Linked DNA regions of Mus musculus: region 2 is linked to region 1. The links are chromatin loops, found by intact Hi-C in ENCODE. Cell type or tissue: left cerebral cortex. All regions are shown on one strand. Each heading gives the region's core, and the rest is flanking DNA. Links, peaks and the distances in the headings are about the cores only. Region 1 has its middle 48 kb from the start of Gm22673. Region 2 has its middle 79 kb from the start of Gm51997.

The links. Hi-C counts contacts between places; a loop is a spot of excess contacts. Peaks named below come from ENCODE experiments on the same cell type or tissue, not always from the same donor. Only the 100,000 strongest peaks of a DNase experiment are listed, where the experiment ranks them.
Region 2: a loop joins it to region 1, with 2.2 times the contacts of the local background. A loop is called at or near these places in 2 of 42 quality-filtered maps.

The regions. Positions count from the first base shown.
Region 1 is chr12:59,713,482-59,729,042 of GRCm38, forward strand. No RefSeq gene overlaps it. Among named protein-coding and RNA genes, the nearest start is that of Gm22673, 48 kb to the left of the region's middle. In left cerebral cortex, for the core only: no CTCF peak of the experiment used is centred there; DNase peaks (open chromatin) are centred at 9,524 and 11,687; H3K27ac peaks cover 459 bases.
Region 2 is chr12:59,402,643-59,418,203 of GRCm38, forward strand. No RefSeq gene overlaps it. Among named protein-coding and RNA genes, the nearest start is that of Gm51997, 79 kb to the right of the region's middle. In left cerebral cortex, for the core only: no CTCF peak of the experiment used is centred there; a DNase peak (open chromatin) is centred at 6,648.

The sequences.
Region 1 (15,561 bases), core at 4,556-12,555:
CAGTTACATAATAGCATAGCTCATGTTGAAAGAGAACAAGATCAAAATATTACATGAATAGATGCCAAAAATGTTGAACTCAAAGGAAATTAGTGATTTCTAGGAGCTTAAAAGAGGAGTTGGGGAACTGCAAGGAGTTTTAAATTGGGTACCAAGACACAGCTAGAGACAGTGGATGGCATCTACCATCCCATTCCACAGTAGTACAATTACAGCTAAAAAAACCCAACAACAACAAAAACAAAACAAAACCAAACAAAAAACCCCTATGGTATATGTGTGTATATGTATATGTGTATATGTATATGATGTATGTGTATATGTATATATACAATCGGTATATATATGTATACACACATATATATTTGCACATATATTTACAATGCATATATTTTGTATGTCTGTGCATAAAGTTAAGTGTGCATGTATATGCATATTTGTACATGTCTGGGCACATGCATGTGTATTTGGGTGAAGGTATATGTGGGGACCCAAAGATGATATTTGCTGACATTCACAATCATTTTTGATTTTATTAATTGAGGCAGGGTACCTCACAGAACCCCAAATTTACTAATACCCAGCTAGTCTAGGTAGCCAGATGCCCTAGGAATGCTGTCTCTGCATTCCAAAGGCTGAAATTACAGGTGGATACATGCCTGCCTGGCTTTTACATGGTTCTGAGAATCTGAACCCTGGTTCTTATCTTTGCAAAGCAGCCAACTTTTCAGCAGAATCATCTCCCAGCCTCCTTTTTGAATACTTTATGAACAACCAAAATTGTTTTAAGATTCCAAACAGAACACAAAGAAATAGGGATACAGATATGCTAATTATTCTGATTTGATAATTACACACCAAACATAAATACTTCATAAGTATAGTGATCACCAAAAATATAAACAATTGTTTACCTATGAAAAAGAAAACATAATTTAAAAAAGCTAACAAGATGAACTGTGTCTCTGGCTGCATATGTATCAGAAGATGGCCTAGTCAGCCATCATTGAGAAGAATGGCCCCTTGGTCTTACAAACTTTATATGCCTCAGTATGGAGGAACACCAGGGCCAAGAAGTGGGAGTGGGTGGGAGGGGAGTGGAGGGAGAGTCTGGGGGACTTTTGGGATAGTATTTGAAGTGTAAATGAAGAAAATAACTAATTAAAAATTAATTTAAAAAATAAATAAATAAAGGGAAAAAAACATTGCACAGGTCAGGAAAGCATGCCTCTTAGGAACTAATGTATTTCTCAGCAAATCTATAGGCTTATCTTCGAGGATATCTGAAAGAAATGCCAGTTAAAAGTAAAGATGAACTCAGGGAAGCCAAGAACATGGCAGTCACACCCACTGTTTGTACAAGTAAAATTTATAGTTTCTGTGTTTAATTTACCGGCCCGGGTTCATTCTCATTGTTAGCAATGTTTTCTGGTGGTATAGTTGACCCTGACAGAAAGCTGGCAAATCCTGACTCTGGCCTTGACACTGATCTGATAGCTATGGGAACAGAGCTCAGTTGATCAAAAGTAAGAGATATAGTTTTGTTAACCCCTTGTTCACAGACACTGAATTATAAAATGAGAAATTATCACCAGAAATGCAGCATCTTTCTTTGCTTCTTGACTGTGAATATTATCACAGGCACATGAGAAGAAAGGCTGTCTGAGAATGGGCCTAAATCATGGAAGTTGAGGTTGGTAAGGTAGGAGAAACTGAGCTGTGACAATTTTGATAAGACAGGAACAAAGTGATTTCTCACTCAATAGATTTTCAGGGATTGGAATTGAAGTTTCACTTTCGGATTAAGCCATAATGTGTTGGACAAACAGCCTGAGTTCTCATGAGGTGGTGTAAACCTGGAAGCCCATAAATGGTGGAGTGAGTGAGCCAGCATGGCTAACCATTTCTCTTCCTTTCTTTATGGTTGGAAAAATGATGTTTAGGCTTTTAAAAAATAAATACAAATGCCATTTCTTCTTTTTTTTTTCTTAAACAATTTTTATTAGATATTTTCTTCATTTACATTTCAAATGCTACCTTGAAATTCCTCCCCTGCCCTGCTCCCCAACCCACCCACTCCCACTTCCTGGCCCTGGCTTTCTCCTGTACTGGGGCATATAATCTTTGCAAGACCAGGGGCTTTTCCTCCCAATGATGGATGACTAGGCCATCTTCTGCTACATATGCAGATAGAGACACGAGCTCAGGGGGTACTGGTTAGTTCATATTGTTGTTCCTCCTACAGGGTTACAGAACCCTTCTTTAGCTCCTCCACTGGGGTCCCTGTGTTCCATCCAATAGATGACTGTGAACATCCACTTCTGAATTTGCCAGGTACTGGCATAGCCTCACAAGAGACAGCTATATCAGGGTCATGTCAGCAAAATCTTGCTGGCATTAGAATGGGGAACAAAATACCCATGGAAGGAGTTACGGAGGCAAAGTTTGGAGCTGAGATAGAAGGAAGGACCATCCAGAGATTGCCCCACCCGGGGATCCATACAAAAGACATTTCTAATGAGTGCATTATTAAATGACAAATATGACTCCATTCAACTTTGGGAGTAAAACCATAAATGTAATTGAAAAATAATATCACAAACAACAATAACAACAACAAAAGCAAAAACCCCTGAGTGGTGGCCTGAGAATTTTCAAATACTTTGTGCACAGGCAGAAAGGCCTTTAATTTTTAGAGAGCAGTAGCAAGGGGCTGGTCAATGCTTCAGTAGGTAAATGACTGTGGAAGTTGGATGACCTGGGTTCATATCACAAGAACACACAAGCAAGATGAGGGGCAGAGACAAGAGCATTTCTGCAAGCCAGAGGGTCAGCTTGAATGGAGCAGTCAGTGAGGAGTAAGAGAGGCCTTGTTTCAGACACCATAAAAGGCAAATGCTGATACCTGAAGTTGTCCTCAGACTAGCCACAAGTAGCGGTGACATATGAGGTATGCTGGTACTCACAAATATAAACACACAAAACTCACAAGCATGTGTTCCTGTGTGCATGAGCACATACACAAGAGCACACACACACACACACACACACACACACACACACACACACACACAGAGCATAGGTTGGTGGGGCCGGGGTGGTAAGGAAAAGGGAAAGAAAATTAAGTTAATTCATTAGACATTAATCCAAAAAGTAGAAGACCCAGGACTTAACCTTAACTGTGAGAGGCTAAATAAGAACATAACTGTGGAGTGGAATTTATACCTTCCCAGAGTGGAGGAGAGATCAGAACTACAACCACCAGATATAGGTCTAGAGAATGAGGACTTGGGATCTGTATCATGTTGCCAAGGTGGTTGATAGATAAAACTTGACCATCCCAGCGATTACGTATGGAGAGTCCCTGGACTGTGTGACTCTGCTTGTTTGGGTTCTCTGTAGTGGCTCTTTCAAGTGCAGCTTTTTTCTCCTGGTCAGGTCAACTCTGAGGTGTACGGATCACTGTTATATTGTGATTTTTGAGCAAGCACAGATTATGGGAAACTTCCGCAGCTGGGAATAAAGTTAACAGAGAGCTGCCTCTCCTTTCCCACCTTGTGAACTGATCTTTTTCTTTATGCCCACTCACCATGATTTCTGAATGCTCTAACTTTCAAATACCAGGGCCATGTAGTGAGGATTCTGGAGTGGGCAAGAAAGTTGGTCACTGCTGTTATAAAGCCTGCCTCCATTCTCTGTGAGCAGGGTCAAGATTTTAATATAGTTCTTTGCCTCAGGACTCACTTGTGGGTGGTTAGAGATCATCTAGTCTCAGTAGTCCTATTTCTTGGAGATGCCTTGAGGAGAGAAGATGCCCTCCAGTGAACTCTGTCTCAGGAGAATAGAGAATAGTGCTTGTCCCTGAGCACTCGTCCTTTCTGTCTCACTACTTTTTACAGAGGGCCATTCATGTTTCCTGTCCACTCTTTTAGACAAGGGCTAAAATGATTGCCATGTAGTCCTCTCTAGACACAGGGCTCTCAGAGACTCTGTAGAATCCTTTGCTTTCAAGCATCCTAGGAAGTCAGCATAAACACCAAATGGCTCCCTCCTCTTTGCTCTGCCATCGGGGTTCTGACTAGTTCCTGGCCTTACATTTCTCAAGAGTGAGTCAGACAATTTGGACTCTTTCTTGATCTGAAATAGCAGTTATTAGGTTTTCTAAGTTGTTGAGGCTTTATCTCTAGATTTGAGTCAAGAAAAGATACCCCTTTACTCATTTTTTTCTTTTCTTTTTTTTTTTTTTTTGAGGTGGAAAGATTGGGCATAGCATTCAAAAATCTCCATAAAAAATATTAATGAAAGAACTAACTTTCATTAGGGATCTTTTACATTCTTCATATGGTAATGGGGGCTAACTTGTGCTCTGCATCTCTTCTTTTATAAAAATAAACCTTGTTGATCTGTTTCCTAATCTCTTTAAAAATAAACATATTGAATGCATATCTTTTAACTGTATAGTTAATTTTAGTAAGTGAATTCTTATGTAACCCCACATCGTAACCAACATTTTGATCATTCCCCCAAATGTTTCTTTGGGTCTAATTTACCTCTCCAGTTAATTTACCTCTCCTGCCCTGAACCCAAGCAAAAGTACCAAAAAGGGCAGATCTGGATTATATAGGGAAATAGTTCAGCCCCTTAGGATGGAGAATTCAGGGTAAGGGGTGATGGTATAAAAGCCTGGAGGACCCTGTTAACAGGTAGGGACTAGGAGTTGCTGGGAGAACCTGGCAGCTAAGTCTGCTTTAATGTGTTAAATAGGTACTTTGACAGTTTGTCTCAGGTTGGAAACTTAACAGACTTCAGAGTTTATTGTTATCCTTTTGGAGTTCAGTGATGTGTGTTCTTGTGGTGGGTCTTCCCCTTTTAAATTCCTTGAATTTCTTTGATAAGGTTTATGATTTTAAAAAATTGTTTGTACTGGTCAGGGTTCATCTAGGTATTTCTCATTAGAGAATACTTCTACAAGACCACTGGATTTTGTTAGGACCATGCTGCCTTGTCCATTCATGTTGTTTTTATTTTTGCTGTATATGTATATGGACATTTTTCTTTGGTTATGTGTCTGAAGTGATAATCTAGCCCTTTTAAAATTGAGTCATTGAAGGAGGTGTGGGTCTGAGCTAGAGCTGGAAAAGCTGGTTAATGAGATGTTTAATTGGACCTTGGAAAGATGGGTCCCAAACTATGGGTCTGTGGCTAGGCCTGTGGGTAAAGAGATGGCCATGAGAGAATAAGATGGGAGAGGAATGAAGCTCTGACACACTCAAGGTCACAGTTGAGGGTACAACATCTTTCCCAATACCCAGGTAACTGGGACCCCCACAGGAACAGGGGAACACAAACCACCACCCAGTCAGAGGCACGGGTTCCTTCCAGCTTGCACCTGGGCTGGGAGCAAGCCTAGGGCTCTGGCTCCCCACCCATTCCTGCAACACCCAGAGAAAGCTTGACTCCCAGAAGCTCTGACACACCCAGGATCTCAGGATCTCAGAATCCTAGAATCACAGGATCACAGAAATGGCTGGACTCTGAGGAGTTCTGATACAACCAGAATCACAGGAGGGACAGGCTCCATTCAGAGACAGCAAGGACAGGTAACACTAGAGATAACCAGATGGCTAGAGGCAAGTGTAAGAACGTAAGCAACAGAAACCAAGGCTACTTGGCATCATCAGAACCAGTTCTCTGACTAGAGCAAGTCCTGGATACTCCATTACACCTGAAAAGGAAGATTTGGATTTAAAATCACATCTAATGATGCTGATAGAGGACTTTAAGAAGGACATAAATAACTCCCTTAAAGAAATACAGGAGAACACAGGTAAACAGATAGAAGCCCTTAAAGAGGAAACACAAAATTCCTTAAAGAATTACAGAAAACACAACCAATAAGGTGAAGGAATTGAACAAAACCATCTAGGATCTAGAAATGGAAATAGAAACAATAAAGAAATCACAAAGGGAGGCAACCCTGGAGATGGAAAACCTAGAAAAGAGATCAGGAGTCACAGATGCAAGCATCACCAACAGAATACAAGAGACAGAAGGCATAGAAGATATTGATACAACAGTCAAAGAAAATACAAAGTGCAAAAAGCTCCTAACTCAAAACATCCAGGAGATTCAGGACACAATGAAAACTGAAAAAAAAAAAAAAAAAAAAACCAAGAAAACCAAAAACTAAACCTAAGAATAATAGGAATAGAAGAGAGTGAAGATTCCCAAATCAAAGGACCAGAAAACATCTTCAACAAAATCAGAAGAAAACTTCCCTAACCTAAAGAAAGAGATTGCCATACACGTACAAGAAGACTTCAGAAAACCAAACAGATTGGACCAGGCAAGAAATTCCTCGAATCACATAATAATAAAAACACTAAATGCACAGAACAAAGAAAGAATAGTAAAAGGTGACAGAAGATGCTGGCAAGGATGTGGAGAAAGAGGAACACTCTTCCAATTCTGGTGGGATTTCAGATAGGTGCAACCACTTTGGAAATCAATCTGGCAGTTCCTCTGACAATTGGAAGTAGTTCTGCCTGAAAACCCAGCTATACCACTACTGAGCATATATCCAAAAGATGCTCCAACATATAACAAGAACATGTGGTCCAATATGCTCGTAGCACCCTTATTTCTAATCAGAAGCTGGAAGCAACTCAGATGTCCCTAAATGAAAGAATGGATAAACAACGACTTCATAAATTTTGCAAGCAAATGGATAGAACTAGAAAATATCATCCTGAGTGAAGTAACCCAGACCCAAAAGAACATACATGGTATGTACTCACTGATATATGGATATTAGTCCCAAAGCTCAGAATACCCATGATACAATTCACAAACCATATTAAGCTTAATAAGAAGGAAGACCAGTGTGGATGCTTCAATCCCACTTAGAAGGGGGAACAGAATAATTATGGGAGGCAGAGGAATAGAGGGAACTGGGTTGGAGAAGTGGGGAAGGAAAATGAGGGGGATAGCAAGATCAGATATGGGAAGAGACAGGAGAGAAATCCACAGGGCCAGGGGAATGAATAGAAATATGTAGCAGTGGGGTGTGGGGGCAGGGTAGGGGATCACTAGAAAGTTTCAGACACCAGGGACACAGGAGGTTCTCAGGACCTAATGGGGATGACATTATCTGAAATACCCAACAGTGGGGAGAAAGAACCCAAAGAGACCAGATCCAGTAGATAGACATAGCCTTCAGTAGAGGGATGGGGCCATGCACCCACCTCAAAATCTTTAACCCAGAATTGTTCCTGTCTAAATGAAATACAGGGACAAAAAAAAAAAAATGGAGCAGAGACTGAAAGAAAGGCTGTCTGGAGATTTTTCCACCTTGGGATCCATCCCATCTACAGACACCAAACATGGACACTAATGGCTAATGTCAAGAAGTGTTTGCAGACAGGGGCCTGGCATAGCTGTCCTCTGAGACACTCTGCCAGCTTCTGTCTAAGACAGATGCAGATATTCACAGCCAACCATTGCACTGAGACTGGGGACCCCAATGGAAGAGTTGGGGGAGGCTGAAGGAGCTGAAAGGAGACTGCTGACCCATAAGAACAACAACAGTATCAACTAACTGAATCCCTAAGAGCTACCAGAGAGTAAGCCAGAACTCAAAAAACATACAAGGCTGGTTTGTGGCCCAGGGCACATGTGTAGCAGAGGACTGCCTTGCCTGTTCTCAGTGTGAAACTATGCTTTTAATCTCCTGGAGACTTGATGCCCCAGGGAAGAAGAATGCTGGTAGGGGTGAGGTGAAGGTGGGTGGGCAGATGGGGGAGTACCCTCTCAGAGGTGGAGGGGAAGGAGATGGAGTGAAGAAACTTTTGAAGTGTAAATAAATAAAACAATTAATTAAAAAAATCACTACTAGATCACTATAAAGAGGAATAAAGAGTATTCTGTGGGGAGTAGCCTATAACTAGCATGTGAGCTTTTATATAGTACAGGTGTTTGTGCTAGGGGATGGGAGGGCATATGTAGCACCAGAAACCTGGCTAACTACTCAGTGCTAGTAAAGACATGGTTACTGGAGGAGAAGCTACAACTACAAATTTACTAAACCAGAATAAACCCCTAGCAACAATCTATAAACTTTTATTCTTATATCTACAGGTAAGTGTTGTCTTCATTCCTCATCAAGGAAACTCCTCTTCTGCAAGGTCACACTTTTTTTTTCTTTTTTAATCTGAATGTAGAATAGAATTTCTGCTATTCAGCAACCCATATTTTTTAGAGCAACAATAAGGAGTTTCACATTTTTACTAAATGAGTTCCAGGCTAATCAGATTCTAGGGAAATGCTGTATTAACTTTGACTTGGTAATCAAGATTCAGCCACGGAATTGAGTAGATGCAAAACAGTTTGCTTTATTTGTTTTACTCTCCTATTCTCAGGCCAGTGTTGTCTGAAGCTACATTAACTGATCTTATACTATTACAGCAGTTTGAATAGACCTGGTGTGCAGATAGAACACAGTATAGCAACAAGCTTTTAAAATTACTTTCAAGGATACATGGACTTTATTAATTTTGTTTTTATCGATTAATTAATTAATTAATTTTGAAAGACAAGGTCTCATGTAGCCCAAGCTAGCCTTGAACTTGGATGGCCTCCAATGTCTGACCTTCTTGCCTCATATTGCAGGCATGTTCCGCCATGACAGTTTTATGCATGTCTGATGCTCAAGGACTGAACTCAGGGATTAGTGCGTACTAGACCAGAGTCTACCAGCTGAGCCATATCCCCAGGCCCTCTACATTGTTAATGGTCGATAATCCATTATAATTATGTACTTATGATTATTCATTTTCTAGTTAGATAAATGATATTTCAAATGCTGATTATAGGACTTTCCCTTCCTGTTATTTTAAAGATAGTTTCATAGTACTAAGCAGCTGAGTTTGGAATTTCATAGTTTGTATGTACCTCAGCACATTTTTTTTAGGCATGGATAATTAATAACATTAACAGTTTCCTAATACTTATATTTTAGAGCAGGGTGAGATTCATTAATTAGCAAAATATCTTCAAGCATGGAACATAAAAAAATCCCGTCAAGCCATGAGAGAGTCAAGTACTAGCTACCAGATCAACCTTTGGTCTAGAGTATGATGTTGAAATGCCCCTTGGACGTCCTCAAATGTGGAAACCATAGTTGGCAAACATATTGGAACAACAGGAGTTCTTTTCAGTAGAAAAGATAGCCATTCATCCAGAGCACTGAGAATTGGCCAGAAGTTAGAATGCATACTCTTCCCAGGACTTGGCTCAGTTGGTTAAAGAGTTGCAGATGGGCACTGTTGCATTAATGCTAACTTAACACAAATGTTAATCTCAGATGATCGCTGGGAGGACTCATTTAGGCTTACATAGTCAGTTTAAAAGCACCCTGACTAAGAACTAGTCACACTCATAAGGGCTCCTACTCTTTTAAAACGGTGTATGGTGTTAATTTTCTTCACTCTTTCCATAATTCACACAGTATATGAATAATTCATTGAAGCCAGTGTTTGCCTTAGTCACTGTTCTATTGCTGTGAAGAGACACCATGACTAAGGCAACTTAGAAAAGAAAGTATTTTGTTGGAGGCTCATTTGCAGTTTCAGAGTGAGTCCATGATCACCATGGACGGGAGCATGTCAGTAGGCAGGCAACACGTTGGAGCAGTAGCTAAAAGCTGACATTTATCCATAAATATGGCCACAGAGAAAGAAAGATTCAGCCTGGCATGAGCTTTTGAAACCTCAAAGCCCACTCCCAGTGACACAATTCCTCTGAGATCATACGACCAAGTCTTTCCGAAAACAGTTCTACTAAAGGGGACCAAGATTCAAATATATGAGACTCTGGGAGCCATTCTCATGGCAATCACCCTATATTAGGACTTCAGGTGGCCAGGGCTCTATGTTATCAAGGAGTTTACACAAGTAAACTCCTGACTGGGGAACTTCTGCCATGTAGACATAGGCAGAGATGCAGTGGGATGCCCAGTTCTGACCAAAAGTAGAAGAGAGGTTTCCTAGTGCCAGGTGGAGCTGCGGGTGGAGAGGGCCGGAAGTTAGATGAAATCACCCCGGGAAACGAAAAGTTTGGAATGCTGTTTGGTTTTCTTCTGCTATATGGCAGAAGCAACATGGACATGCAAGCCTTTATTTGGCTTGTATTTCCAGCTCACAATCCATCATTGAGAGAAGTCAGGGCAGAACTTAACCAGGAACTCCAGGTAGAACCCGTGGGGGAACTCTGCTTCAGGGCCTACTCTTGAGCTCACTCTCTGGCTCATGTTTCGTTGGTCCCTTTATACAGACCAGGACCAGCTGTCTGATGAATGTGCTACTCCTCTGGGCTTTTCCATATCAATTAATAATCAAGAGAATCCCTCACAGACCCACAGACAATCTGATCCGGGCAATTCCTCCATCGAAGCTTCTCGGCTGACGCTTCTCTCACTGTAGCAAGCTGACGATTTTAACTTGGGGGATTCTTTCTTCCATCATAATTTAAGTTATCAGATTTTCCTAGCGAAAAGATCCGTGCTACCTACTTTGCTATTTCTAATGCCTAGTGCAACTCTCTCAAATAGAGCTCAATGTAGCCAAATGTATCTCTCCTGAATTCTTAGGTTATACTTCCATCTAATAGGAAAGCACATGACGAATCTGTTTTGGAGATAGATGTGGGTTTGACTCACATTGTGTTTGCTTCAGGATAAGTATTGTGTAGTACCAGAAATAACAGTAGAAGCACATGGAAGAAAAGAGAAGAGAAGAGAAGAGAAGAGAAGAGAAGAGAAGAGAAGAGAAGAGAAGAGAAGAGAAGAGAAGAGAAGGAAGAGAAGAAAGAGAAGAAAAGAAAAGAATTCTGAATTACAATAGCATTCTGTCTTGATTTGGAGATCGATAAATATAGAAATGTATTTTCTAGTTCAAAAGCAAGACTGGTGCGTTTCTACATTTAGTTGAAAAGTATTTTAAAGAGAATTAATCATCAGATTTCTTATTCTCTAATACCTCTGAAGCACTTAATCTTTGATGAACAAAATGCCTTTTGATTTGTTCACTGAATATTAATCCTTCTTAAAATGTACAATTGACTTTTTTGTTAAGAGTCATCTAACAGAAGTCCCTAATGAGTCACAACTTTGATAGGCTTTAAATATGCCAAGCATACAGCATTTCATACAATGAAATGCTATTTCAGAAATAGCTTCATGAACCTTAAATTAGATAACTTTAACAAACCTTTATGTGGAACCTGATCTATGTCTAATTTGTCTGATAGTGTCTACTGAAAAAAGTTTTTGTCATTTTGACAGGTTGTTTAGGGATTTTGTCAGTGCAAAGTATGATAATACAATACTAAGAACATTTCCCTGGAAACAATTTCTTTTTGTACAAAGGACTGTGATTTAATACTAAAAAGTCAGAGAAAGAAACTGTGACACATTTTAGTTTTATCTCACTCAGTAATAAGTTGTATACAAAGGGTATTTGGCATAAGAAAAACATGTTCATGGTAAACATTTCCATCAGTCTGAGATGGTTAAACTAATTGTCTAATACTAAATCAAAAACATGGTGCTGTGGATGGAGCTCTGTTAAAGAACTTGCTTAGCATAGAGAAAAACTCTGGCTTCATTCCCAGCCCAACAAAATAAAAGCAAAACAAATTCCTACAAAACAGGCCAACTGACAAATCTCTCAAAGGCAAAATGTCTTACTGCCAGAAAGGTCATGTGTCTCTAAGTGGCTTAGGTGGCCTTGGGCTGATGTGTAGCTTCCGCAGGACTACCCAGCTGCTTGGCATCCTCATACCACCTTCCATGCCCTCTCTGCCTGGACTTCTGCTACCTTTATACTACACTGTGTTGAATGAAAGACCATAAAGCCACAGGACTCAGAGAACACTACAATCCTGGCCCCCAATCTAGAGCTTTGCGTTTGTTTCTGTAGTAGAAGAAAGGCCACAAACCAGATCTTAGAGACCCTGATTTTAAAATAATCATATTTATCCCTGATTTCAGGGACAAATTCCTGAGTGTTTCATCATGTTTGACTTGAAGCTAACATGTAAGAAGGCTGCAGTGAGAGAGTGGGTCCAACCCAGATTTACAGGGAATTTCTAGATTATTGTTTTGGCTCATAGCAATCATGATTTTGGGGGGAATTTTTTTTTAAAAAGAAATTTCTGTTTTGCAATGGTCTCTTACTATCCTAAAGCTGAAATCCAAATATAATACAAGCAACTGACACATTATTTCAAATATGTATGGACATTGCCTCAATTTCTGTTGTGTTTTTAGTGTTGGTAGGGAATGGGAAAGCTCCGATTTATCTATCAAACAGCAAGGGCTGAAGAATGGAGAAGATGAAGGAGGGAAGGGAAGGAAGAAATGTTTGCCTTTCTTATATCACTTTGATCCTTTAGCCAGTTCTGTAACCACAGCGGAGTACTTGTGCTGAGCCCAGCCTCCATCGTTTTCAAACACTGGCTGGCTACTATCAATGTTTTGGTGTCCTTGGTACATTTTACTGTGTGTAGATGTCTTACTTGTCAAGATGGTTGGTGAAACTCAACTCACATCTGGATGGTGGATATTAGAAATACCCAGGATCCAAATGAATGAAAATAATGCCATTCCTTTAGCATGGCTTTGAATGTCTCCCTGAAGATCTTGAAAATGGAGGTGAAATTTGTTTTGAGTTTCTGACCCAGAGTCTAACCCTTTTACATGAGAACATCAGCATATTCTCTGTATCCTGCCAAGGAATGCAGCCACAGGGTTTTACAGGTGTTAAAATTTACAGAAATCAATAGGTGCACCTTGGGAGAAATTTTGTTTTCTTCAGGACTTTCAAAAAGTTGTTTACCATTTAGGATGTGATGTGCCAACAGGAAGCTCCTTCAGGAATTCAACTTGCTAATGCTCATGTCAATCTAGGATTGTTGCAGTGATGGCCTGGATAATGTATGCAGAACATGAGTGTCTAACTGCCTTCTAGTATTTCTTAGCAGAGTGGTACTCAAACATCTTCAGTTTAGAATCTATGCTATTTTATTTGAACTTAATTCTCTGATATCTTCCCATGTAGTATAGATAGTAAGGCTTGTCCATACATATTTGAAATAGTGTATCAGTTGATTATCTTATATTTGGATTTCTGCTTTAGGATAGTAAAAGACCATTGCAAAGTGTCTGTTAAAACAATAATAACTAATCACAAAAGAGCACACATGATATGCACTCACTGATAAGTGGATATTAGCCCAGAAGCTCAGAATACTCAAGATACAATTTGCAAAACACATGAAACTCAAGAAGGAAGACCAAAGTGTGGATACTTTGATCCTTCTTAGAAGGGGGAACAAAATACCCATGGAAGAAGTTGCAGAGACAAAGTTTGGAGCAGAAACTGAAGGAAATACCATCCAGAGACTGCCCCACCCCATAAACCCCATAAACAACCACCAAACCCAGACACTATTGCAGATGCCAACAAGATTTTGCTGACAAGAGCCTGATATAGCTGTCTTTTGAGAGGCTCTGCTAATGCCTGGCAAATACAGAAATGGATGCTCACAGTCATCCATTGGACAGAACACAGGGTCCCCAATGAAGGAGCTAGAGAAAGTACCCAAGGAACTGAAGGGGTTTGCAGGCTTATAGTAGGAACAACAATATGAACCAACCAGTAACCACTGAGCTCCCTGGGAGTAAACCACCAACCAAAGAAAACACATGATGGGACTCATCTCTCTAGCTGCATATGTAGCATAGGATGGCCTAGCCAACCATCAATGGGAGGAGAGGCTCTTGGTCCTATGAAGGTTCTGTACCCTAGTATAGGGGAATGCCAGGCCCGGGAAGCAGGAGTGGGCAGGTTGGGGAGCAGGGAGAGAGGGGAGAGGATAGGGGATTTTCGAAGGGGATAATATTTGAAATATAAATAAAATATCTAATAAAAAACCCAAAACCCAAAAAACAATAATAACAAAAGCAAACAGAGGCATTGGGTCTGACAGGGTCCAGAAGCACTGGATAAGATTATCTTCAGGGTTGATTTTGTTGCCTGTCATAAAGGAATGTCCTCAAATAATCTGATGACAGCACATGATCTCGGCACAAGCCTAAGAGTTTTGTCTTATTCTCACGGGAAACGAGAATCTAATGTAAAACATTGATGGTTGACGAGAAAGTGATGTGAAGGAGAATGTGGACTGAGAGCCCTGGAGGAGACTCTGACATCATCTCATTTTCTTCCACTTCCTAAACGCTGAGGTCACAGCGAGTGTGCTTCCTTGTGGTTCTAACTAGAGCGCTCAGCTCTAAATGAGATGGACACATCCCTTACTCTGAAGCCCTCTGAACATTGTGGAAAGGGCGGGGGGGGGGGGGGGCAGAAGGACTGTCAGGACCATAATTGAAAGGCTCACCCCTAGTGATCTTCTTCTGCTAGCTGGACATCACCTGCTAAGGAATTTTACAGATTCCTCAGAAGCAGCTAGTAGCTGGGGAAAACACTTCGCAGCATGAGACTGTGAGATCATTTCGAATTCAAACAACCCTCCCTCAGTGTGGATCTTTGTGATGGTTTTCATGATGAGATTGAGGTTAAGGATTTAGAGAAGACATAGAGGCTTGGCATCCTTCTCAGTATGTGCTGACCGCTGGATACGTGGCAAGCACAGGCTTTATGCTGAAGAGCTAACCTTGATTGTTAACCTTCACTGATGCCCTTGCTTCATTCTGTATTCTGTGTATGTTTATGATATTTCTTTGTCCTCCCCTAGCTATTTTTCACCAGGATTGTGGATCTTGCTGGTAGTATCTGCTTTGTATTATTGTAGTTACTTTCTCCTTCTATTCCATCTACAGTGTGTTTCCTTTTATTTTCTAGATTATAACATAATTACATCATTTCTCCGTTCCCTTTACTGCTTTCAATCTTCCCATATATCTCCCTTTGCTATCTTTCAAACCCATGTCCTCTTTTTCATTAATTGTCATTACATGCATATATGTAACACACACACACACACACACACACACACACACACACACACACACATCCTATAAACCTGCTATGACTGTATAATTGTTACTGATGTGTATGTTTTCAGGGCTGACCACTATACTGTGAAAGAGCTACTCTCTGTTCTTGCTCATTTCTTTATCCAATTCTTACTAATATCACTGTACCCCATGACTACTTATTTTATTCCCTGTGTTAGAATTCAATTGTATCACTATTATTTGTATTTGTACTAATTTTTTTTTCCAGTTTTAGTCACTGTGAGCTTCTAAGTTAACTGAGTTAACTTTGATATTCTTTTGGCATGTGGCCACTCTTCTCATACTCTCTTTCCTTCAAACCCTTTCTGAAGTTAAAAAAAATCATAAGATGCCCCAGGATCATCTTGTACTCTTCCCCCTGCCTTGGATCAACAGTCCCCCACTTATTCATAGAAACCTACAGTGAAGGAATATCGTGTGTGAAGTTGAGAGGCTCACAATGGGGTTCTTCCTTCATTACTCTT
Region 2 (15,561 bases), core at 2,479-10,478, 310 kb before region 1:
TTCTTACATTTGCCTTTTGCCATCTGGTATTCTCTGGAGCTAGTTGTAATAGTTGTCTCTGGTTAGAGCTTGTTCCTCAGGTGATTATGTTAGCCTCTATCAGACTAGCTCTATCCTTAGTTTCAGTGGTCAGAGTACTCTCTGCAGGCAAGCTCTCCTCTTGCAGGGAAGTTACCCAGATATCTGGTGTTCGAACCTGCCTCTTTGCAGAAGTTGTGTTCTGCTTACCAGAGGTCTTAAGATCCCATGGAGGGTCCTGTGAGGAGCTTGGGGGTGTCCAGAAACTCTGTGCACAAGGAAGTCCGCTGTTGGAGTGAACCGGAAGGGACTTGTGCCCCTGATCAGGCCGGGTTATCTGCTTCCTTAATTAATGCAGTCTCAGGTCCTGCACAATTGGATTGGAACAGATGCTGTGTTCCACTCACCAGAGGTCTTAGGATCCCATGGGGAATCCTGTGTGGTTCCTTGCGGGTGTCTGGATACTCCGAGGGCAAGGCACCCTGGTGCTGGAGTGGGCCGGAAGGGACTTGTGCCCCTGCTCAGGCCGGGTTATCTGCTTCCCTATTTAATGCAGTCTCAGGTCCCGCGCGATTGGATTGGAGCAGACACTGCGTTCCACTCACCAGAGGTCTTAGGATCCCGTGGGGAATCCTGTGTGGTTCCTTGCGGGTGTCCGGAGACTTGGGCAAGGCACCCTCAAGATGTGCTTCTTATAGATGGATTTTGTTTCTTGATCCATCCAGTCAGTCCATGTCTTTTGATTGGAGAATTGAGGCCATTGATTCTTAAAGTAACTATTAAAATATCTTACTTTTGGTCAATATGTTGTTGAGTTTTGGTTTTGCTGTTTGTGTTCTTGGGGGTATTTTGTGTCTTTTTAAAAAAATCAGTCTAACTCTAAGGTTAATTCTTTTTCTTTTAAAATGTTATTATTATTTATTTATTTTCAACCCAATTACTACTTCCCCTCTTATTCTCCTCCTCTCAGAGTCCCGCCCTGCCTTCTCCTCTGATAGGTGGGGCCCCCCTTGGGATCCCTCCACTCTGGAGCATCAAGTCTCTGCAGGGTTAAGCACATCTCCCACTGAGGCCAGACAAAGCAGCCCTTTTGGGAAAGGGATTCCACAGACAAGCAACATGAATCATTGTCATTTCCATCAGCCTATATTTTGTTTTTATTTTGGGGATAGCTCCTCACTCTAGCTATTGGGGGACCCCCATGGATGCTGAGCTGTACATATGCTACATGTGTGGATTCTTTGCATCTTAATAATTATTGCTTTTATCTCTTTCCATACTCTCTTTGCTATGTCACTCCTCTCTTCAGTGCTGAATATTACTCCCTGTAGTTTCTTTAGGGTTGGTTTGTGAGATATCATTTCTAAGCTATTTCTATTGTGGGAAGTTTTTCTTTCTCCTTCAATTATGGTGGATAGTTTTGCCCTGTTTTTAAGTTGAGGTTGGCTGTCATAGCTCTTTAGGACTTTGAATGCATTGCTTCAGGATCTTTTGGCTCCAAGATTTCATTGAGAAATCAGCTGTTGTCCTGGCGGGGTTTCTTTAATGCACTTGACTTTTCTTCTCTTGCAGCTTTTAATATATTTTCTTTGTTATGTCTACTTAAGGATTTAACTATGATATGCTGTGGGAATTTTCTTCTATTGTCTTGTCTATTTGGTGTTCTGTGTACTTCTTGTATCTGTATGGGTGTGTTTTTCCTTCTGTAATCTGTTGAAGATAGGGTCTATGCCATTGGCTTGGGATTCTTCTCTCTCATCTATGCCTCAAGTTTGAAATTTTTTTCAGAGTCTCATGTTTCCCATATGTTTCTTTCTTGTTTTTCTTTTTCTTTTTAATTCTATACTTAGTTGCTTATTTGGTCTAGGTCATCTATTTTTCCCCTCAAATCTTTATATCCTATCTTATTCTTGGTTCATTTTGCATGCAAGGCTTCCTTTTGAGTTTGCTAGTTGAGTTACTCGGCTTTTGACTTCGATCTCTATTTTTGCTTGAGCCCTTATTGATGTTTCTATTTCCTTATTGGATTCTGTTCTCAAGTTCTGGATTATCTTTGTCATTTCCATCAGCCTATGTTTTGTTTTATCTTAGTTATTACCCAGACATTTAGCTTCAGTTCTTTCTCCTTAATTTTATCCACTTCTTTTTATCTTTATTAGATATTTTCTTTATTTACATTTCAAATGCTATCCCGAAAGTTCCCTGTACCCCCTCCCCCCGCTCCCCTACCCACCCACTCCCACTTCTTGGCCCTGGAATTCCCCTGTACTGGGGCATATAAAGTTTGCAAGACCAAGGGGCCTCTATTTCCAATGATGGCTGACTAGGCCATCTTCTGCTACATATGCATCTAGAGACACGAGCTCTGGGGGTACTGGTTAGTTCATATTGTTTTATGCGCTTCTTTAAGTCTTCTTTAAGCTGCTTGAATTATTTGATGAAGTTTATGAGTTTTAAAAAATTCTATGTCATGTGGTCTATCTAGGTAATTCTCATTGACAACATTTTTACAGGACTGGTAGGTTTTGGAGAAAAGATAGTGGCCTGATTTTTCATATTACTGGTATTTTTGTGATGAAATCAGGGCCTTCTTTTGTTAGTCCTAAGTCTTGATATGTTTGCAAGTGAAGAGAGGATATGTGGGTGGGTTGAGCCTAGACATTGGAAATGTGAACAGAGGGGTCTAGGCTGGTATACAGGATATGCTTCCTGGTCCATGCCTGGAATGCTGGAGCAGATCTTGGGTGGGAAAGTTGGATATGGTGTATGAGGGTCCTGCAAGTTGGGGGTAGGTAGGAGGGTCCTTGTCAAAGCCTAGAGATCATTTGTGGTGTAATCATTAGGAGGCCAGAGTAGGCTGGAGAACTGGATGTGGGATCTGAACTAGATCTGGTGGCCTTGGGAGATGTTGTGGTTGGGGAGGGAGACTCATCTTGCTAGATCCTGTAGAAATAAGTGGGCTTTTGCAAAAATAATTTGTTGATTTTTATTTTATGAATATTTTCTCTGTATTTATGTCTATGTACCAAATGTGTTCAGTGCCCTAGAGGTTGCGTGAGGGTATCAGATCCTCTGTAACTGGAATAACAGGAAGTTGTCAGCTACCACATGGTCTATGGTCTGCAAAATGTCCCAGTGCTTACAGTGGATGAAGCATTTCTTCCATCCTCCCCTCACCACAGGCATTCTTGGAACTGGGTTTTCTACTGGAGTTCACTGAGTAAGCCTAGGTTGTCAGTTTATGGAGCACTAAGAGTTTGCCTGTCTCCACCTCTGCAGAATTGGCTTCCATGTCTGCACTACCATGCTTAGCTCTGTTACTGGTTCTGGGGTGGATCTCAGGTCCTACACTTTTTACACGGCATGTACTTACTCACTGAGCTATCTTCTCCACTTATGACTGAGTTTTTGACTAAATTATGTCCAGATTAGAAAGTGAACGGCAGAGTTAAGTATTAAAAAATGAAACAGCAGGGTAAGGACAGATCAAAAGTCTGGATAAAAGCTGCCTTGGAGATCCAAATGAACAATGAGCAATCCCAGATAGGAGTAGAGATGGGACTAATGGGAGACTCATGCAGATTTCTTTGGAAAACGGTATAATGTCCCTGCTGCGGAGCGTGTTAGGATCCTCAGAGGTTATTATGCAACTTCTGACACCACATTTCTGAGACTGTTTCCCACTGACCAATCATTTCACATCCAGGGGTAAATCAGACATCCTGATCAGCTGCATGCCACTGCCTGGCTGGCATCAAGCAGGTGATAACGGCTGTGACACTAGAAGGTGAAGTGTCTCGGAGGAAAGAGTGCTTCATCGTACTACACGGGCCAGGGAAATCAATAAGTGCTTGACGCCTCGTAAGCTCCCTTTGATGATGGATCCAACGCCACTAGAAGCACTTACATGCCTCAACAATGTTTGTCTTTTATGGGAGAAAATCGGTTGTAAAGGGAACATTCCCAGAAAGCCAGAGGCTCTTGTTTCCCTCGGGGTAGGCGCATGCAGAATAAGAGTGGGAGAACCAGCCCTGTCCCTCATCAGCCGCAGCACTTGGGAGAGTGGGCTTGAGCAGCAGGGTAGAGATAGCCCTGCTTGTGGGGATTGGAGGTAAGCTGGCCCAAGGGGTGTGAAAGCTGGAGAGGCAGCACAGCCCCTTGCTTACTGAAGCACTCAGAAAAGTGGATCCTGCATTTTGTTTATTTTAATTTATTTTAATTAGGTATTTTCTTCATTTACATTTCCAATGCTTTTCCAAAAGTCCCCCCCACGCTCCCCCACCCACTTCCCCCCACCCACCCACTCCTACTTCTTGGCCCTGGTGTTCCCCTGTACTGAGGCAGATAAAGTTTGCACCACCAATGGGCCTCTCTTTCTGTTGATGGCTGACCAGGCCATCTTCTGATACATATGCAGCTAGAGACAAGAGCTCCAGGGGGTACTGGTTAGTTCATATTGTTGTTCCACCTATAGGGTTGCAGATCCCTTTAGCTCCTTGGATACTTTCTCTAGCTCCTCCATTGGGGGCCCTGTGATCCATCCAATAGCTGACTGTGAGCATCCACTTCTATGTTTGCTAGGCCCCGGCATAGCCTCACAAGAGACTATATCAGGGTCCTTTCAGTAAAATCTTGCTAATGTGTGCAATGGTGTCAGCGTTTGGAGGCTGATTATGGGATGGATCCCCGGGTATTGGACCCTGCATTTTGCTTAGGCTGCACCATAGATCTGGCTCTGATGATCCAGAGCCCCCAGAGCATGAGAGTGGGGGAGCTGTCTTTGCTCCTTGCTGACTGTAGCATTGGATGGGCCAACAAGGGCAAAGTGGGAGATCTTGCCCTGGTGGTGTGGGTGTGGGAGAGCTAGCCTACTGTCCAGTTCAGATAACTCTCAGGACCAGATCCAGGGCTTTGAATTGGCCCACCCCAGCGTCTACATTATCTATGAACTGCTGGAATGCATGAAGGGGCTATGTCCATAGATTCAAAACTACAGGATCTCCATGACATAGGGTAACAACAGGAGGAGTCCCAGTGAGGTTCCAGTATCTATACAGTAGCAGAAGCCTCATGCCAGACCAATGAGTCATTGCATTGAACATTTGCAAGCAAAGAAGTATGAACAAAAGGGTACACTGTGGGACACACATTGTGGGCTTCCACAATGAGACTTTTTTTTTCTAGATTGGAGGGGGAGCAGTTTGCAAGGGTGGAGGGTGGGTAGGAGGGGAGGGGGAGATGAGTGGTATTGGGGTACATGATGTGAAATTCACAAAGAACCAATAATTTTTTTTTTATTAAAAAAGGTAACCCAAACCACATCTTGAAAGCTACAGACTAGCAGCATCAGTGATATAGTTAGGGAAGATATGCCGAGAATTCTTGCTGGGGGCGATGGGGAAGGCAGAAGACAGGATGTCTGTGGAGATGTCCTGCTGAGCCAGTTGCTCTCTGAACAAAGTCTTGCTTATAACCCAGCAGGAGAAGCATGGGGCCCAGGCTGACTGCACATGTGTCCACAGTTGTCTGCTTCCTGCCTGTCCACTCCCTTTTGAAACCTACTTTCTCATATTGCTGATGCTCAGTGGGTCCATGGCTGTATCCCTAGATTCCCACCACCTTGGTGTTTTTTGTTTTTGTTTTTTTTGTTTTTTGTTTTTTTTTTTTTTCCAGTGAATTTCTGGTAGCTGCTTCTGGTCCTGCTTGGGTTAATTACTGGCTTATAAAGCATGTTTGTCACCTTTGTGTTACTGTGCCCAACCATGAAATAAACTTAGTACCAAGATGAGAGGCTTGTTTTTACTCATACGTTTGGAGGTTTCAGTCCATGGTCAGTTGGACCTATTGATTTTGAAGTGTTCATCACATGGTTAGGATGCAAAAAGAGGAGAGATGAAGGGCTGAGACCCCTAGCCAACAATTAGAGCACTTGTCCCTGGGCTCTACCTCTTAAAAGCACCACTACTTCTCAATAGCATCAACTTGTGGAGAAAGACTTAAATTCAAGATAACTCTATAGCATAAAATATCCTCGCCTGGGCAGAGCTACACCTATGAAGTCAGACTTGGGTGATAGGTTTGCCAGTCCTAGTCACCATAATGGTCTTTGTAAGAACCCTCTGCCTCTATTCAACCCCCATGGCTGCCTTTAATAATACAAGCGATTTTTCTACTTCTCAGGTTTACTAAGTACTACTACAATCTGGGGACAATATTTGAATCCTTGATTTGGAGGGACAAGGGACAGCTTTATTTCATATAGCTCAGTGCTACAAGTATAAAATTTGAAGGAAATTTGATACTAAATTTCAACTTCTGGGTGGAAATCATTAGTCGGAAAAGTTCCGCCCTGATTTGAATTCTCGTGTAGTGGCTGAGTGGAGCTGACCGTGCTTTGATTCTCTTCTGTGTATCTCATGCCATTTTCTACAAAGTCAGTCTTCTGCCCAAGGATATAACTTTTTTTTTGCTTAATGCTCATTTGATTTTTTTCAGTGATACTGTGAAAATAATGTTTAATTCATTTCATTCTTCAAAGTGCTGGTTCCTCCTTTCTCCTTATCCCAGCAGTGGGTGGCGGTTGCTACCATCCTGTTTTTCTGCTCAGTTTCTATGCTCAGGGTCTGTCCATATCTTTCCCAGGCAGCTCTCATGGTCTGACCTTCATTCTCTTCCCTGCGGTACCAGTTGGGACCTATAGCTTTGGACAGAGACATGCTGGAGTTCAGTTCTAGCACAGTGTTTAGCAAATCGCTCAGCATCACCATGCTTCATTTTCCTTATCTCTGAATTGGTACTTAAGAACACTAATCTAGGCTGTGGGAATTAACATATGCAAAGCACTTAGTGCTTACTGGTTGGCTTATGAACTGAATCTGTCTTCACTCCCTCCATTTACTAGGTAAAAATGAAATTCTATGATATTTCATACACAATTCTATTAAAAATTCTACTTTTTTTTTCTCAGAGCAGCATATCAGAGAGACTTCCTCTAAAAACAGTCATGTTCAGTGTTTGTGCTGATCATGGCCTTTCTGTACATTAACCTGCTTTTGCTTTTCATTTCAGGTATAATCTTCTATCTTTCATTTGCTATTTACTTTACCCTGTAGTTTCTCGTCTTTGTAAGAAATGCTACCCAGTGAATTAATCTTATATTGCTACACAGTAAATTACATAAACTTCATGGAAGATGAGGAACATATGTTGTTGACTTTGTTGACGTCTCAGGGGTTGTGACATAGTTTACCTGGATTTTCTGCTCAGGGTCTCAGGAGGCTGAACCAAGGTGTTGGCTAGGTTGTCTCTTCATTGGGAAACTGAACTGGGAGAAAATGGCTTGTGAGGTCATTCAGGTGTTAGCAGAATTCATTTTCTTGAGGATGTGCCATTGAAGGTGGAATCTCCATGGTTCCATGCCAGGTGCCTTCTTCAGGACAATTGTTTGCACTGTCAAGGCAGTAGGAAGAATCCCATTCTAATCTGTTAGAGTGTTGCCATGTGTTATAGCATAAATATCAGAATGGCATCCTGTCGATAACCTTTCCGCATCCCCTTGGTTGGAATCAGCCACAGATCTATCTTTTCACAATCAAAGGGGAGGATGCTTCAGAACAGTAGGAACTGCGCAATACGTGGGGATAGCATAGGGGCTGGTCACATGACAAGATCCATGATACAACATCAAAAAAGCATACCAAACTCTTCCACTGACTTTCATCTTGTTAACTCTGTAAGCAAGATATGGAAATATGGCTCCATGTCTAGCATTCTTAGAAAGATTTAACTGTACTAGAAAGTATGAACCTAAGGCATTTAGCTGGTACATGACTTTAAACGCTTTCTTGAAGCTTATGAATGTAAGAAAACATCAACCAAATTTCCAATAAGCTTTCAGGAAGTGAAATAAGGTAGAAAGAGTTCAGGGTGGCTAATGGGTAAAATGATACTTGTTCATTAAAGCACAGGGGAAAAGCAACTTGCTAAGGTCTCTTAGGGTGCAGGGTGTGAACTTAGGATGTGTCTAATGAAAATGGCTTTGTGTAGCCATGCTGGGTGGCATAGAGGAGGATGAGGACCAAAAACTTAAGTAGGGTGAGAACTGGCAAAGCAGGAACGTGGGAGTTCAGAGAGCACAAATCTGAACTCACCCTGCTGGGACAGGTTTATCTGGTTGAAGAGAGCTACTGTTTCTGCTTTTGTGGTGGTTGTTAATGTTATGAGGGGGCTGCGGCAGTAGCTCAGCTGATAGTGCTTTCCTTCCATGCACAAAAGCCCCATTTAGTCCCAACATTGTATAAACAGAGTGGCAGTGCACATCTGAATCCAGCATCAGGAGATAGAGGCAAGAAGACTAGAAGTTCAGTGTTGTCCTTGATTACATAGTGAGTTGGAGGCCAGCCTGGGACACGTGAGACCAAATTAAAACCAAACCAAACCAACCAAACAAAAACCCTCATCCCAACAACAACAACAAAAATAACACAACTTCAGTTATGAGCAATTCTAAATATCAAAAAAGAACATATAAATACTGTACTAGGTAGGCAGCCACTTATATCCAATCATATTATTAGAGGTTAAAACTTCATACATTTTCTTCAGATACTGTTTTTAAAAATAGTTAAAAATCACGTTTTATCTGATCGCTCTCCTCTCTTTTCCTTAATGAAGATTTGAGTTATTATCATATCTGTTTAACTGGGTCAATAAGTACAAACTTAGAATGTCATTTGGAACGAAGTGAATCCCTTAACACGCTCATTAGCAAGTAAGAGATATAAAGAAAGGCAAAGGAATTGGAGCAACCTTTGAGGACAGTGACTAAAGTCTGTATGATTTGCTGCAACATTAATGGGTCTGATTTCAGAGCAGGCATTAAAATGCTTTGATATCCACTTGGCTTAAAAAGTTAAGGGCAGAAAAACAAAAGCATCCTTTTGTGGAGGAGTTGAACTGGAAGGCAAAGGGAGTGCTTGTCTAGCAGGAGTTAGAAGAGATAATTGTTCATTAGGGAGTGTGGAATCTGCTGTGAGTGAGCACAGGCCTTCGTTAGGCAGTTTCCTGCTTTCTGCCTACAATGGCCATTAAATTTCTCTTTGCTCAATTAGAATGAATTCTGGTTTTTGCACTAAAGATTTTTTCCCCCCTGGGTTTCTCACCCCTCACCCCTTTGGATTTTCACTGAGTCAATGTAAGATTATTATAAATGGAGAGATCATGCCCACATCTTCTTATGTTGAAGTCCTAACTTCTGAGTGATGGTGTTGGGATGTGGACCATTTGGGGTGATTAGGTCATGAGGGTGTATCCCTCATGCATGGTCTTAATGGCCCTGTGAGATGAGATTCTGCTCCTTCTCCCACCCCTACTGGCAGCGATGTGAAGACACAGTAAGACTGAACTCTGACATTCACTCAGTCAAAGCCACATGCTTCAGAGGTGTCTTCTGGGGGAATCTGTTACTTAAGTTTTCCTAAAAGTAGTTCCATGGCTGACTCTTTGTGTAGCATGTATGAAACTCCTTGGTTGACCCCTGCTTGTAAAAGTAGCCAGGCCTCCCCAATTACCAAGAAAAACAAATAAGGCCTGGAGAGATGGCTCAGTGGTTAAAAGCACTGCTGTTCTTCTGAAGGTCCTGAGTTCAAATCCCAGCAACCACATGGTGGCTCATAACTATCTGCAATGAGATATGACGCCCTCTTCTGGTGCGTCTGAAGACAGCTACAGTGTACTTAGATATAATAATAAATAAATCTTAAAAAAAAGAATGCTAAAAAAAGAAAAACAAATAAACATCTCTAACAACAAGTGACATAACCTTATCAAAGAGTGATGTGGGGAAGAAAGTAGATAAGTAACTTTGGAGAATTGCTAGGTTGGAAGGGGTTCTAAAGCAGTTATGCTATTATGTAACAGAACTGCAGAATTCATTCAGTTGGAACCATACAGGAACCGAGAAGCTACTTTTTAATTGCTTCTTGACACTCTGAAGAGGAAAGGTGTGTGTGTGGAAAGTCTTACTTTCCTGGGATTTGTGCCCACTAGTGAAACATTCCACTTCTGGTGGAATGGTGAGCTTGCCTCACTGGGTTAGGGCATGGGAGCTATGGAGTATACTTGTACCACTGAAAGACCTGAAGCTCCTCTTAATAATTGGTTAGTTAAGAGGGCATAAGAGACGTAAGTGTGTTGAAAGTTGAAAGTTGAAAGAGATAATCTGTACGTCAAGTCTGTATGGGTTGCTATCATTGGCAAGGACATGTTGCAGAATAGGGACTTTCCATGAGATTCAGTTGGTCAGGAAAATTACCTGTGGAGGTGCAGGAAGTAGTATCTGATAGGCTCACGTAATGATGCTAAGTGTTCAGCATTCAGGGAAGGAAGAAAGCCTCAACCCTTCTTGAAATGATTCAACTTTCAGAATATCCCAGTGCATGTAATTTCTAATTAGCTAAATGGGGGTTAGAGGAAGTCCTTGTTCCTCTAAGACAGAGTCTTTCTTTGGTAGGGAAAATGGCCAAGTCTTAAGACAATTAGGTCTTATCGCCACCTAAAGCTAAAATGAGGTATTCCATTTGGAAAAACGCACATAACTACAAAGAAAGGCATGGTTTTTGAAAAGTAGAACATGATACTGTTCGCCCTGCAAACAATTCTATTGTCAAGGCAGTTATTAAACTGTTCTGATGTGTGAGTCATGGTACTGGGTATGGGTGACATGAAGATGAACAGACCTTCACTGTTCATCTGTCCTGTAAGAGCCATTGGGACAAAGTGCTTAAAACAGGGACAAGCAAGGATCTGAGGGGGTGATCAAAGACTGACAGGCGCTGACATTCCTGAAAGGCATTTTCAGTTTGAATTTCAACCTGTAGAGTTTAGTGGCTCCTGGGAATGGAGGATGCAAGATCTGGCAATGACATTCATCATAGTCATTTTGATGAGAAACACTAGGGACTTGGGACTCAGGCTGAGGACCAGTATGGACACAGTCTCAGCTTTTTGACTCGGTGGAGCACTGTTTCATTAAACTAAAGAAGACTGGAGTATTTCTTTATTGTATATATGTCTTTGTACATTTGTGTGCATGTGAATGGGCATACATGCGTCCCAATGTGCATGTGAAGGTCCGAGGATAACTCTTGGCAGTCAGTTCTTTCCTCTGGTAACCTAACTCACAGAGACTGTTTGAGACATCTTACCAACCCAAGGATTCATTTCTGAGGGGAGAGGAATGACGGTTTTTGTTTTGGACATTTTAAATTTGAGGCTGTATGAAACATCTTAAGACATTTACCATAAAGTAAAACATGCCTGAGGTTCAAGAGAGAGAGATTCGGTTAGTCAAACTGTTGGACAGTCAATAATGTGCAGATTTTAGACCCACAAATATGAACAAGAGTGTTTAGAGTAAGTGTGTCAGAGCAGAGGGCAAGCGAATGCGAACCAGGAAATCCACACATACCCCTGAGTGACCAAGTGTGAAAAAGACACGGATCTGGCCATCACAGGCCATGAGAATAAAAGTTTCATTATGATGATAAAAGCCCTGTGAGTGAACAGTATGTGGCATATTGAGGGCTGAATGGGAAGTGAGGGAATTGAGTTCCCAGATGTCCCAGGTTACTTTCAAGGGGGTTAGCCTGAGTGTGCTAACCATGTTTTGAAAGCCTGTTGTGGGAGTGTGATGTTTGGGAGGGCTCAGACACTGCCTTGGTGACTGCTGGACTAAAACTTCTTAAAGCTCGAGTCTTCCTTTTGGGTGTTGCTATAAGAGTGTTTTAAAACTGGCTGCGCCTTTGAAAAGTCTAAATCTGCCTAGGAGAGCCTCCAGAAACCCCAAGACAAAGGACAACTAGAGGAAGACTCCCCGCTGCTGCTGTACACAGAGCGAGGCTGGGTTTTTGAGATGATGAGGTTTGAGATAACGGCAAAGAGAGGGAAGCATCTATCAGCTTGCTTGCGCCTGCAAGATACACCCGAACAACCTGCCCTCCAGCAAGCGAGTTTCCCTTCTGAAATTCTGTCAAATAAATTCAGAGAGACATGAAAAGAACGGAAATAGATCTCACAATGGGCACTGATACAGCCCCTATTTTGTAGTCAGTATGCTATGAATTTCAACAGTGTATCTGATCTCTCTGGCATGTACTTTGTGCCAAAGGACTTGTGAAAGTACAGCTTTATGGCCATGGCAGGGAACTCGAGAGGACATCGCACAAAAACGAGACTACAGATACTGTGTGTGTAAGAATGAATGCTCTCCATAATGACATTCAAGGAAAATGGCCCACTTGTAGGCATCTCCACACTCAATCTTACCGATGACAAGAAATGCAGCCTGGATTTAGCATTTCATTTGGAGTATCACGGCCCCAGCTAGCTCTGAATGGGTAGATTTTTTTTTCCCAAGATCTGAAGTTTCTCAGCTTCCGAAGTGATTGGTATTCCACTCCCATCTAGCAGCTGTTGGATGGTTTTTATTTAACAAGCGAAGAGTTTCAGTGAAGTGTGGTCCTGGATGTATTTTAAAAACACACATTTCAGGCCTTTCCTCCTTCACTTCAAGTAGCAGATAAAAATTGCAAAGCGAAAGTGACAAGATAGCATTGTGACTCTGACTCACAAAGGCACACGGAATCTACAGATGCCTCCACATGCCGGAAACAGAGCGAACACAGCAACTGTCACACCCAACATCCAAAAATGAAGTAGATCTTGTCCAAACCTTGAGTCACTGTAGTGCTCATGGGGACTGGATATTCTGGGCAATGTAACTTTCTATTTTTCACAATTTTTAAAAGTGACTTTTTTTTTTATTAGGAGTATTTGCTGTACACCAAGCATAATGGGATTCACAATGACAATTTTCATGTATAGCAAGTAAGCTAGTTGCTTGATGATTGAATAGAATTCTCCTTTTGTTAGAATCATTGTTCCCAAGGTTTAGAAATATCGCAACTATGTTATCAACTTAGTGGGAGGCAGAGAAGCAGGACTATTGCTCTTGCTCAGTGTCTCCTTCTCATTTTAGACCTATGGTTTATCTGTTATATAGTTATCCTGCTCACACCTATGAGCCCAGTGCTCTGTCCAGCTCATATGCATTCTTTTGTTTTATTCTCAGTGTGTTATCTAATTTTTGGGTATTATGTGGGTCAGATACTGCAACAACTTAACTGATACAGAATTTTCAAAAAACAAAACAAAACAAAACAAAACCACTTCTAATCTAGTAGGATAAGAGATGTGTTCTGCTGTAAAGCAAAGATTCCTGGGGTTGAATCCTGGCTCTACTGTTTCTTGGCCATATGACCTTGCATTAAAAATAAAAGCAAGACCCTAATATTATCTCCACTGTGAAATGTTTGGATCAGGGTCTAGCACAGAACTTGCTCCTGCTGGTAAAAGCTGGATATCTCTATTCATTGTTAGATAAAGAGGGCACCTGCAACCCACATCCCTGTGAGAGGACGGAGTTTCCTTCAGAGTGCAATCGTCCATCATAGAGACCGTGAAGAGCCTGACCACCCGAGTTTGGTGCTGCCTGGCCTTTTATGTTTGTTCTTGATTGAGATTCTATGTTCTATTTTGGGAATAATAATAATAATAATAATAATAATAATAATAAAGAAGGAGAAGGAGGAGAAGGAGAAGGAGAAGAAGAAGGAAGCATAAAGGAATCCTGATACAGGTTGGTTTGTTATTATTTGCCTCTCTACAGTTTGAACATTTAGAAAACAATTTCTGGTTCCTAAATTATGCTAAATTAAGGGTTTCAATGGATTAATCAAGGTGTTCTATAATCTGCCTCTATAGAAGACAGGGAGTAATTACATGAGCTAGAAAACATAAAACAAACCAAACATAAGGAGAAAAGGCAATTTATTGGTGTTTTCTTCTTGCTTCTGTGTGCGGCTTGATGTATGCAGAGAATAGCAATCAGATTGGCTTCTGCTCCTCCAGGGGTAGGCAGTGACTGGAGGATCCTTTTGATCCTTTTATTCATTTTGCATTAAAAACTATAGCTCTTCTAATTTATAGACTTATTGTGAATGTCAAGGAAATGTCACCCAAATCATTGAAATACAGTGAAATTCATCCATTGTATTTAAGTAACAGGTTGCCCTGGGCTCCTAGGGAAGTGAGCTCAAGTGGACCTGGGATTTTGACTGTGCAATTGCAGTACTTTAAAGACAGAACAATCAAGGTGAATTTCTTAAAGGAAGAGGCTCTAAGGACAGACAGGTAACCATGAAGTATTTCTCGATAAGCCATTAAGTGGCAGATTGGCACACATTACATTTCAGAGTGTGATTTGTTTGGTTCAATGTGAATCACTTTTCCTCTTTAAATTGAAGTCCAAATCCTATAATGTAGATACTTAAATGAACCCTCTGGGTCACTTAGGCATCTATTTCAGCATTCCTGGGAGGAATTCAACAGTCTGTTATAAAAATTGAGTTTTATGTTCCTGTCAATGCCTAAGGAAAAATTTGATTATCCTTCTGATTTTTCCAAGTGCTTTAACTAAATTGGATTACATTCTGTCTTATCCTTTACTTTCCATTGTTGTGATAGTGTTTTATTTACTAACTTTAGAATCTAAACTGATGAGAAGACAAAAGCTGATGGTTCTGGAGAAGCAGGTTAGAAGCCCATGTGGGCCAACATTCTATCCTGACTTGACTTCTTGCTGTTATATTGCTTCAGTCTCTTTGTGTGTGCACCGAGGCTGCTAACAATGACCTTGCCTGGGTTATGGTGGAATGAGTGGAACAGTGCATGTGTAATGGTTCACAAGAAGGTTCTAGATGAATGTATCCCTCTGTACATCCCATCAATCTCTGAATCATTCCTCACTTGTTGAGGTAACACAGGGACCAAGAATGTGTTCAGATATAGGATCTTTCATAGAGGGAATCTTAGACAGTGTCTATCAAGGTTCAAGCAGAGAATCAATAGTAGAATTGCCACAAGGAATTGCCTCAATCTAATGTGAAGGTTGGCTGGGAAAGTCTGAGATTCACAGAGTCTGCAGGGAGGAAGGTCAGGGCTTAAAGCTACTCTCTACATGTGAACTTTATTCTTTCTAATATTCTTGGTTCTGCAGCTAAAGACTTCTAATTGAATGAACCCAGCTGACTGGGTACCAGGATAGTCTCCTTTCTTTAAAGTCAATTTCTGGTGGATTTAATCATATCAACAAAATACCTTTATAGAAATACCTATATTTTTAAGTATTTGACTTACCAGTGGGGAATGGAGATTTTAGCCCAGTAAAACTGACACATCAAGGAGAATATTAAACCATCCTTTTGACCTTTCTGCTTTTTTTTTTCATTGAAACATACTGTCCACAATTAAGAGCTACTAGGGTAGGGAGGGAGAGTAAGTTTTCTTTAGGGGTGTGGACATATTCTGGTATGTGGCTGTACAGATTTTACCTATAGGCAATACTAATTAGGTTCAGTGGCTCTGTCACATAAAAAGAATGTGAAGGTGGGAGGGGAATGTGTATATGGGGGAAATCTGGGAGAA